Regions from separate parts of the Homo sapiens genome. Here region 1 is linked to region 2. The links are chromatin contacts, found by Hi-C or POLR2A ChIA-PET in ENCODE. All regions are on one chromosome and are shown on one strand. Each heading gives the region's core, a stretch centred on a gene start or an enhancer-like site at or near the end of the contact. The rest is flanking DNA. Distances are from core to core; before and after follow the strand shown.

What was found. Hi-C counts contacts between places; a loop is a spot of excess contacts on that map. ChIA-PET counts read pairs that join two places held with the same protein, here RNA polymerase II (POLR2A). Pooled maps may share reads with other maps.
Region 1: a loop to region 2 is called in a pooled map, with 6 times the contacts of the local background. The contact joins the enhancer-like site here to the promoter of METTL17 in region 2. A Hi-C loop is called at or near these places in 1 of 37 single-sample maps with no recorded cell type and 8 of 50 pooled maps. POLR2A ChIA-PET finds 5 or more read pairs at or near these places in 2 of 52 experiments (OCI-LY7 and Panc1).

The regions. Positions count from the first base shown.
Region 1 is chr14:21,307,551-21,311,323 of GRCh38, forward strand. RPGRIP1 (RPGR interacting protein 1) reads left to right here. Exons shown (of 25, transcript NM_020366.4): 7 at 181-286; 8 at 3,034-3,057. Among named protein-coding and RNA genes, the nearest start is that of RPGRIP1, 29 kb to the left of the region's middle. RefSeq lists enhancers at 1,334-1,861, 1,684-1,843. Within about 2 kb of position 1,306, at least 12 of the 41 ENCODE cell types and tissues checked have a DNase peak (open chromatin) inside an H3K27ac peak, as active enhancers do.
Region 2 is chr14:20,988,228-20,991,866 of GRCh38, forward strand. METTL17 (methyltransferase like 17) reads left to right here and starts at 1,753. Exons shown (of 14, transcript NM_022734.3): 1 at 1,753-1,850; 2 at 2,003-2,156; 3 at 2,237-2,371. The coding sequence starts at 1,776. RefSeq lists a silencer at 1,400-1,529 and an enhancer at 2,280-2,329.

The sequences.
Region 1 (3,773 bases), core at 56-2,555, 320 kb after region 2:
AATGGGAGAAAGGAGATTATTTACTAGACTGTACATACACCACATACTTGTGTTCTAGTGTGGGTAAGACGGGAAGGCAAGAGACAAGAGGGAGGTATTCTTACTAGGGCATAGTCAAGGAGAAAATGTCTTTAATTCTATCCATGTTCAGACAGAATAATTTAGCGCCTTTCTCTGCAGAGCTTCCATTAAAGAGAAGGTAGAGCTGATTCGACTTAAGAAGCTCTTACATGAAAGAAATGCTTCATTGGTTATGACAAAAGCACAATTAACAGAAGTTCAAGAGGTGAGTTGCCATCATCAGCTGTGCTTTCTTGGTGGGGGGAAACCCCAATTAAGAGATTCATATTATTTTCTCCATTTTAAATATGAGAAGCCACAATTCAGAAAGACAATTTATAAGTGATATCACACAATTTATAAGTGATATTCAAATCCAAGCCTCACAACTCGGAGTCTATGCTTTTCCCAGTATTTCCCATTAGTTCTCTATTAAGAGGAAGGCTCAAGCTCTGCCTGCTAAGGTGAAATAAAGTGGAGTTAACTTGTGTAAGGGTTACGGTCCCCTACGAAGACCACAACCAGAATGTGATTAAATTAGGAAGCCAAAAGCAGTCACAGGGAAGGGAAGGAAACTAGCCTTTTAATTAGCACTTTCTGTGAGCTGTACTCTGTCCCAGATATTTACAGTCATGATCTTTTTTAAGCCTGACAACAGCCCTCAAGGTAAGTATATTTAGCATTAGCACACATTAGAAACTAACATCTGATTGGTGGAAATAGAGTATCAAGGGTCAAAGTAAGGTCAGCACCATCCTTTTATTGAACAAATATTTATCCAGTACCAGGAATTGCAAAGCACTGGGATACAAAGATTCCAAGGGTAAGTAAGAAAAAACTGCCTTCAAGGAGTTTATAGGAGTGAGAAAACAAGTAAACAAATTCAACTATCCTATGCAGGGTATGGGCAGGACACAAAAGAGAGAGTAGTCAGACCCACCAGTGGGTGAGGTGCTGATATGGCTGATAAGTGGAGGAACACCAGGGCTCTTGTCTCACGCGAATTAGATAAAACGACACGGACACAGGTGGAGCGGCTTTAAGGAGCGGAGAGTTTAATAGGCAAGAAACAAGGGAGAAGAAAGACGGAAGAAGCTCCCCTGTACTGAGACAGAGGGAGAAGGACTCCAAAGCAGAGAGGGGAGACCTCATGTGCCGGGAAAAGTGGCTGCTTATATGAGTAGGCAGGAGGAGGTAGTGTCTGATTTGCATAGGGCTCAGGGGATTGGTTTGACCAGGCATGTCACTCATGTAGCCTGTGGAAAAAACTGGCCCTCCTACCCTAGTCTTTTAATATGCAAATGAAGGGCGCCATGATGTTCTACACACGTGGGGATATGTGGGGGTGGCCATGTTGCCAGGTACAGGTCGGGGAAAGGACAGGAAGACAAGGGCGGGAATCGCCATGTTTGGGTGGACCCAGTTTCTAAAGACCTGTATTTGCATATCAAAGGTTGCCTTCCCGGCTGTAAGAGCCAGGGCTTTCCTGCTAGACAAAAAACGTTTCTGGAGCTGCTTTAAAGGACGAGAAAACTTTCCAAGGACCCCTTTTCCTCTCTATCTGCCTAAAATTATTTTTAATAACTCCTTTAACAGTGCCAGATCAGAAAAGGATTAATGACTGGGTGCGGTGGCTGGAGCCTGTAATCCCAGCACTTTGGGAGGTCAAGGAGGGAGGATCACTTGAGCTCAGGAATTCGAGACCAGCCCAGACAACATGGCGAAACCCCATCTCTATCAAAAATAGAAAAATTAGACAGGCATCGTGATGTGTGCCTGTAGTCCTAGCTACTATGGAGGCTGAGGCAGGAGGATTGCTTGAGTGCTTGAGCCCAGGAGGCAGAGGTTGCAGTGAGCCGAGATCCCGATACGGCACCTCAGCGTGAGACTTTGTCTCAAAAAAAGAAAAAAGAAAAGGATTAATAAAGGAATAGATTTGTGAGTTAAATACTGAAATACTAAAAGATTAGCTTGTGTTAATAAGTGTGTAAGAGAAGAGGGGGCTTTCCATGAGAGCAGAGGTGAGAAACATCAGGTCTGGTCATGAAGGACACACTAAGAATTTTTTTTCTCGTTGTCATTAAAGACAGAACATGCTAGGAATTTAGACTTTATCCTACAAACAGCAGAGAGCTATGTGAAAGGGTTTTAAGCAAGTTGATATGATCAATTTTTTTCTCTCTCAAGATTATTTGACCTTTTTTAAAAAATAAAAAATAAATTTAAAAAAAAAGTTTGGGAGGCTGAGGTGGGTGGATCGCTTGAGGTCAGGAGTTTGAGACCAGCCTGGCCAACATGGTGAAACCCCGTCTCTACTAAAATACAAAAATTAGGTGTGGTGGGGGGCACCTGTAATCTCAGCTACTTGGGAGGTTGAGGAAGGAGAATTGCTTGAACCTGGGAAGCCGAGGTTGCAGTGAGCCAAGATTGTGCCGCAGCACTCCAGCCTGGGCAACAGAGTGAGACTGTCTCAAAAACAAAAACGAAAACTTACCTCTCATATTTGCTACAAGGATTAAATGAGATAATATGTGTGAAATGATTATAATGATCATGATGTGGCAGGTAATGAAACACATAGTAACACATAGCAACTACTCAACTAATTATAGCTGTTGTTATGATCATTCTTTTTTTTTTACTAAAACTGAAGAGATCTTTCTGAAGTGTGCTAAGTAACAGTACCTAATTTAAGATTAAACATTTTTCTTGGATAATCCACCAAGTACAATGCAAATGTTAATAAATGACCCTTCATTCTTTTTTGAGAAATGGTGTGAATGATTGCAGTCACAGACTACTTGGCAAGCTAGGGCAGGGGAAAAATAGCAACAATTAGTAAACAAGTACACAAATTGATTTGTTTTGTGGGATTTTTATAATGTCTTTAAAAATGTTAAGCATTATATTACAGTGATAAATATATCATGAAATTGATAAATCAATAAAATAATAATAATTTCTTTCTTCCAGGCATACGAAACCTTGCTCCAGAAGGTACTTAATGAGAATTGAGTCTCTGTTTCTTAGTAACCAGAATAATCAAACCCAAAGAAATCTATGTTCATCTCCAAGTAACATAACACCAGAATTTAGCTAACTAAATCAATGTTATTATGTCATATAGTTTCTGTTAAAAATGATACTATTATGATTATCAAAAGATACAGATACTTATTGCACTGTTTTCATAAAAATTGAAATATGAAATTGTAGTTGAGAAATATTTGGCATGGTATTTTTAAGCCTATTGCTGGAGCAAATTATAGCATTTGCTCAAAACTTCCTAAGAGTATTCTTCTAGCATGTGTGAGGTGATGAGATATAACAAAGTTGTTGCAGGTATTCTCAGATGGTCTTAAATATTTGGCCCTATTCACCACTGTGAGTGGGCTGCATGTGAAGCTAGGTGAATGTCTGTGCTTAAGAATCACCACTAAGACAGAGTTCCAAACGAGACCACCCAGCTGTGCCTCACCAGAGGAGTCCGCCAGAAACACACACAGAACTTCTGGAGTTAACATGTCACTTGTCTAGGTACAAACGTAGTCATCATAAAAAAGCAGTCAAATAGCTTAGAAAGTGAAGGCAGCTTTGGAAGGTGGCAACTAATTTAAAGCTAGGGATTAATTTGAACCTTGAGAAAATTAAGGCTCAAGGGCCAGGCGCGGTGGCTCACGCCTGTAATCCCAGCACTTGGGGAGGCGGAGGCG
Region 2 (3,639 bases), core at 503-3,002:
CTGAGGGATTTACTCAAGAGCTCTGACTAGCTGACAGTAGAATCTTGGCAGATCTTCCAACACACACATCTAGTATGGCCCAATCTTCAGAATTATCTGTGCATTTGGGCAAGAATAGGCCCCATCGCCAGCACCCTGGCATTTGGGCAAGACTCGCACAAAAAATGAGGGATGGCTTCAGGAGTAAGAACCTTTGAGACGGCCTGGGTTGTGGACTTAATAGTCTGGAGAGATATCAACAGGTATCAATTTAATTTAATGGTTCCATTCCTCAGATATCTCTAGGGCAGAGTCCTCAGCCCAGGGCACACACAGAATCACGACTCTGAACGTGAGCATTCTCACTGGAGGGGTAGAGGTCACTGTGGTGACCCTTTTGAGCACCCAGGAAAGATTCCCAGGTAAAAGGAGGACTGAGGAAAAGCTGGAAAAGAGGCAAGTGTCAGCCTAGGATGTGTCAGTGGGCCATGCATTCATCTACAGGAAGGGCGGTTCCGCCTGGAAGAGGCAGAGCGGCCCTTCTCCCCCTGTCCACCCATGTCTCCTCACCCCACCTCACCCCGAGATGAGGAGCCCTGAGAGAGCTGGCAGGCTGCAGTCGGTGAGGTCTGCAGATTTGGGGAAGAAGTCGAATAAGGTAGAGAACCACAGAAGGAAAGTCCAATTAGGGCGCTGGGGCCTGAGATCATCAGGCCCTAGCCTGATGACTCAGGAGTCTAGCCCTCCAGATGAACTGGCTGGTTCCACACACAGGTCAAGTGGATGTGCTGGGAGAACATCCTAAACCTGTAACGGAAATTAGGGGGCCAGGAGCCCACAGAAATCACACACTGGGTGAGCTCAAGTGTTCGGAGACTGAGGTAGCAGTTGTCCACTGTCAGGTCCCGAAAGTAGATATCGCCTTGCATATGCCATTTATCCTTCTGATGCTCTAGTGAATGAAGGTGTTGATGAGCTTGCAGACTCTGGAGACCATTCCCCTATGCTATATTATCACGTCACAATAGTGGCTGGACCCACCTGAGATTCTGCACCTCAGGTAATCAGACGGCTACTGTCTAAGTCCTGGGCCTGGGGGAAACACTCTGACGTAGCAGCAGACACAGGAGGGTCCCCGTCAGAACCATGTTTTCTGTGAAGTGGGGATCAGTCCTTTTCCCTGAAGTACCTAGCACATAGGTGTTCTCAGTAAGTGTTATGTTAGCTTACTAAGAAGACTGGTCTCATTTGAAGAGAAATTAACAAATGTAAAAAAATAAATAAACCTATTAACTAGGTTTAATATTTATCAAACTATTAACTATTCAATAATCATTTAACTATTAATTTCTGTTTTCTTCAGTCGCTTAAATCTGATTTTTCTCTTCTTTCCGTTACTGCAGTCTCCCTTTTTCACACAGGGAAACAACCCAAGACTCAGAGTTCTCCGCGGAGGAATGCAAAGAACACAGGAAGTCAGTACTCCCAGAAACAGTCTTTGCTGGCGCGCTCACACCCAACCCCATCCCGCCCCCGTCCCGTCCCGCCCCGCCCCACCCCACCCTCTTGATTTCTGGGGCCGGTGACCAGGCCCAACGCAGCCTTCAAGTCGGCCCAAACACGGTTTCTGCCTCAAGGATTATTTATATAACCATTGCTTATTGGCTGCTGGCAAACACTCGCTCTTCTCGTTGGCTGAAACTGTCGGGAGAAGTTCTGCGAAGGCTGCTCCTTGCGGCGTTGGGACTGAGGGTCACAGGCACCTGTATTTCCGTTTCCGGTTCGCCTCCGGAGCCATGGCGGCGGCACTGAAGTGTCTACTGACATTAGGAAGATGGTGCCCCGGCCTTGGAGTGGCTCCCCAGGCCCGGGTGAGTGCCTACATTCCCTGCTGTCGGAGAGACTCTGGATCTGCAGAGACATCTCCGCGCAGAGGAGGAGCGCTCCTGGCAGCCCCCGCCCTAGCGATTGCCAGCAACTTTCCTTTCTGCCAGGAAATCAACCTACCTTTCTCTGCCTGCAGGCGCTCGCCGCCTTAGTACCCGGAGTGACCCAGGTAGATAACAAGTCCGGTTTCCTGCAGAAGAGGCCTCATCGCCAGCACCCTGGCATCCTAAAGCTGCCGCACGTGCGGCTGCCACAGGCACTGGCTAACGGTGCCCAGTTATTGCTACTTGGTGAGTAACGGCGGGAAAGCGAGAAGAAACGGGACTGGACCTACATGCAAGTGATTCCGCTTTTCGTCTTTGGCCCATAGGGAGCGCTGGGCCCACTATGGAGAATCAGGTGCAAACACTGACCAGTTATCTCTGGAGCAGACATTTGCCTGTAGAGCCAGAGGAGTTGCAAAGACGGGCTAGGCATCTTGAGAAAAAATTCCTGGAAAACCCAGGTAGGACTTAAGAATAATTAAAAAGTGGGCGAGATTGAAATATCGGTTAGAAATGAAGAGTAAGAAATAATTCTACAATCTCTCAGATACTGAAGTCTCTTATTTGACTTTCTAACCAGAGCAGCAGTTGTTACAATGATGCCTTACTAAAAGAAGGTAGATTATTTTAGAGATTGCTTAGGTAAAGGTCAGAATGTCCCAGTATACTGTTTTTTGTTTGTTTGTTTGTTTTGTTGTTTTGTTTTTGCTTTGAGACAGAGTCTTGCTCTGTCACCCAGGCTGAAGTGTAATGCTCGATCTCGGCTCACTGCAACCTCCGCCTCCCGGGTTTAAGTGATTTTCCTGCCTCAGCCTCTTCAGTAGCTGGGATTACAGGCGTGCACCACCACACCCGGCTACTTGTATTTTTAGTAGAGACGGGGTTTCATCATGGTGGCCAGGCTAGTCTCGAACTTCTGACCTCAGGTGATCCGCCCACCTTGGCCTCCCAAAGTGCTAGGATTACAGGCATGAACCACCGCGCCTGGCTACCAATATACTGTTAAAATCTAGATATTTATTTTTTTCTGCAAGTCCACTGGATTAGGACCTTCTAAGTTTTTATTCAGGTAAAATAAAGTCCCTGGATGGTCCCTGCCCAGTACTGAAACCCTCTTCTGGGATAAGAGGGTAAATATAATTCATCAAGTTAGTTTCATGATTGTGAGCTCCTTGACACTACCATTTATTCATCTTGCATTCCCTGCACACCTCACAGTACCTGGCTCACAGTAGTTCAGTAGATACTTGCTAAATAGTACTGAACTGAACAGTCATGAGACGTAGATTTTCAGATTTCTTTCCTCTCCATAGGAATAGTGGAGATCATCAAAACCTTAAATTTTGGAGAAGTGAAGAAATCCAAAAAATAATGTCCTTGGCCTACCCTTTAAAAAAAATTTTTTTTTTTTGAGACAGAGTCTTGCTCTGTTGCCCAGGCTATAGTGCAGTGGTGCGATCTCAGCTCACCACAACCTCTGCCTCCCGGTTTCAAGTGATTCTCCTGCCTCAGCTTCCCAAGTAGCTGGGAATACAGGTGCACGCCACCACGCCTGGCTAATTTTTGTATTTTTCGTAGAGAAAGGTTTTCACCATGTTGGTCAGGCTGTTCTCAAACTCCTGACCTCGTGATCCGCCTGCCTCAGCCTCCCAAAGTGCTGAGCTTACAGGCGTGAGCCACCGCACCCAGCTTACCCTTTAAATTTGTATCACACTTTCCTTTAATATAA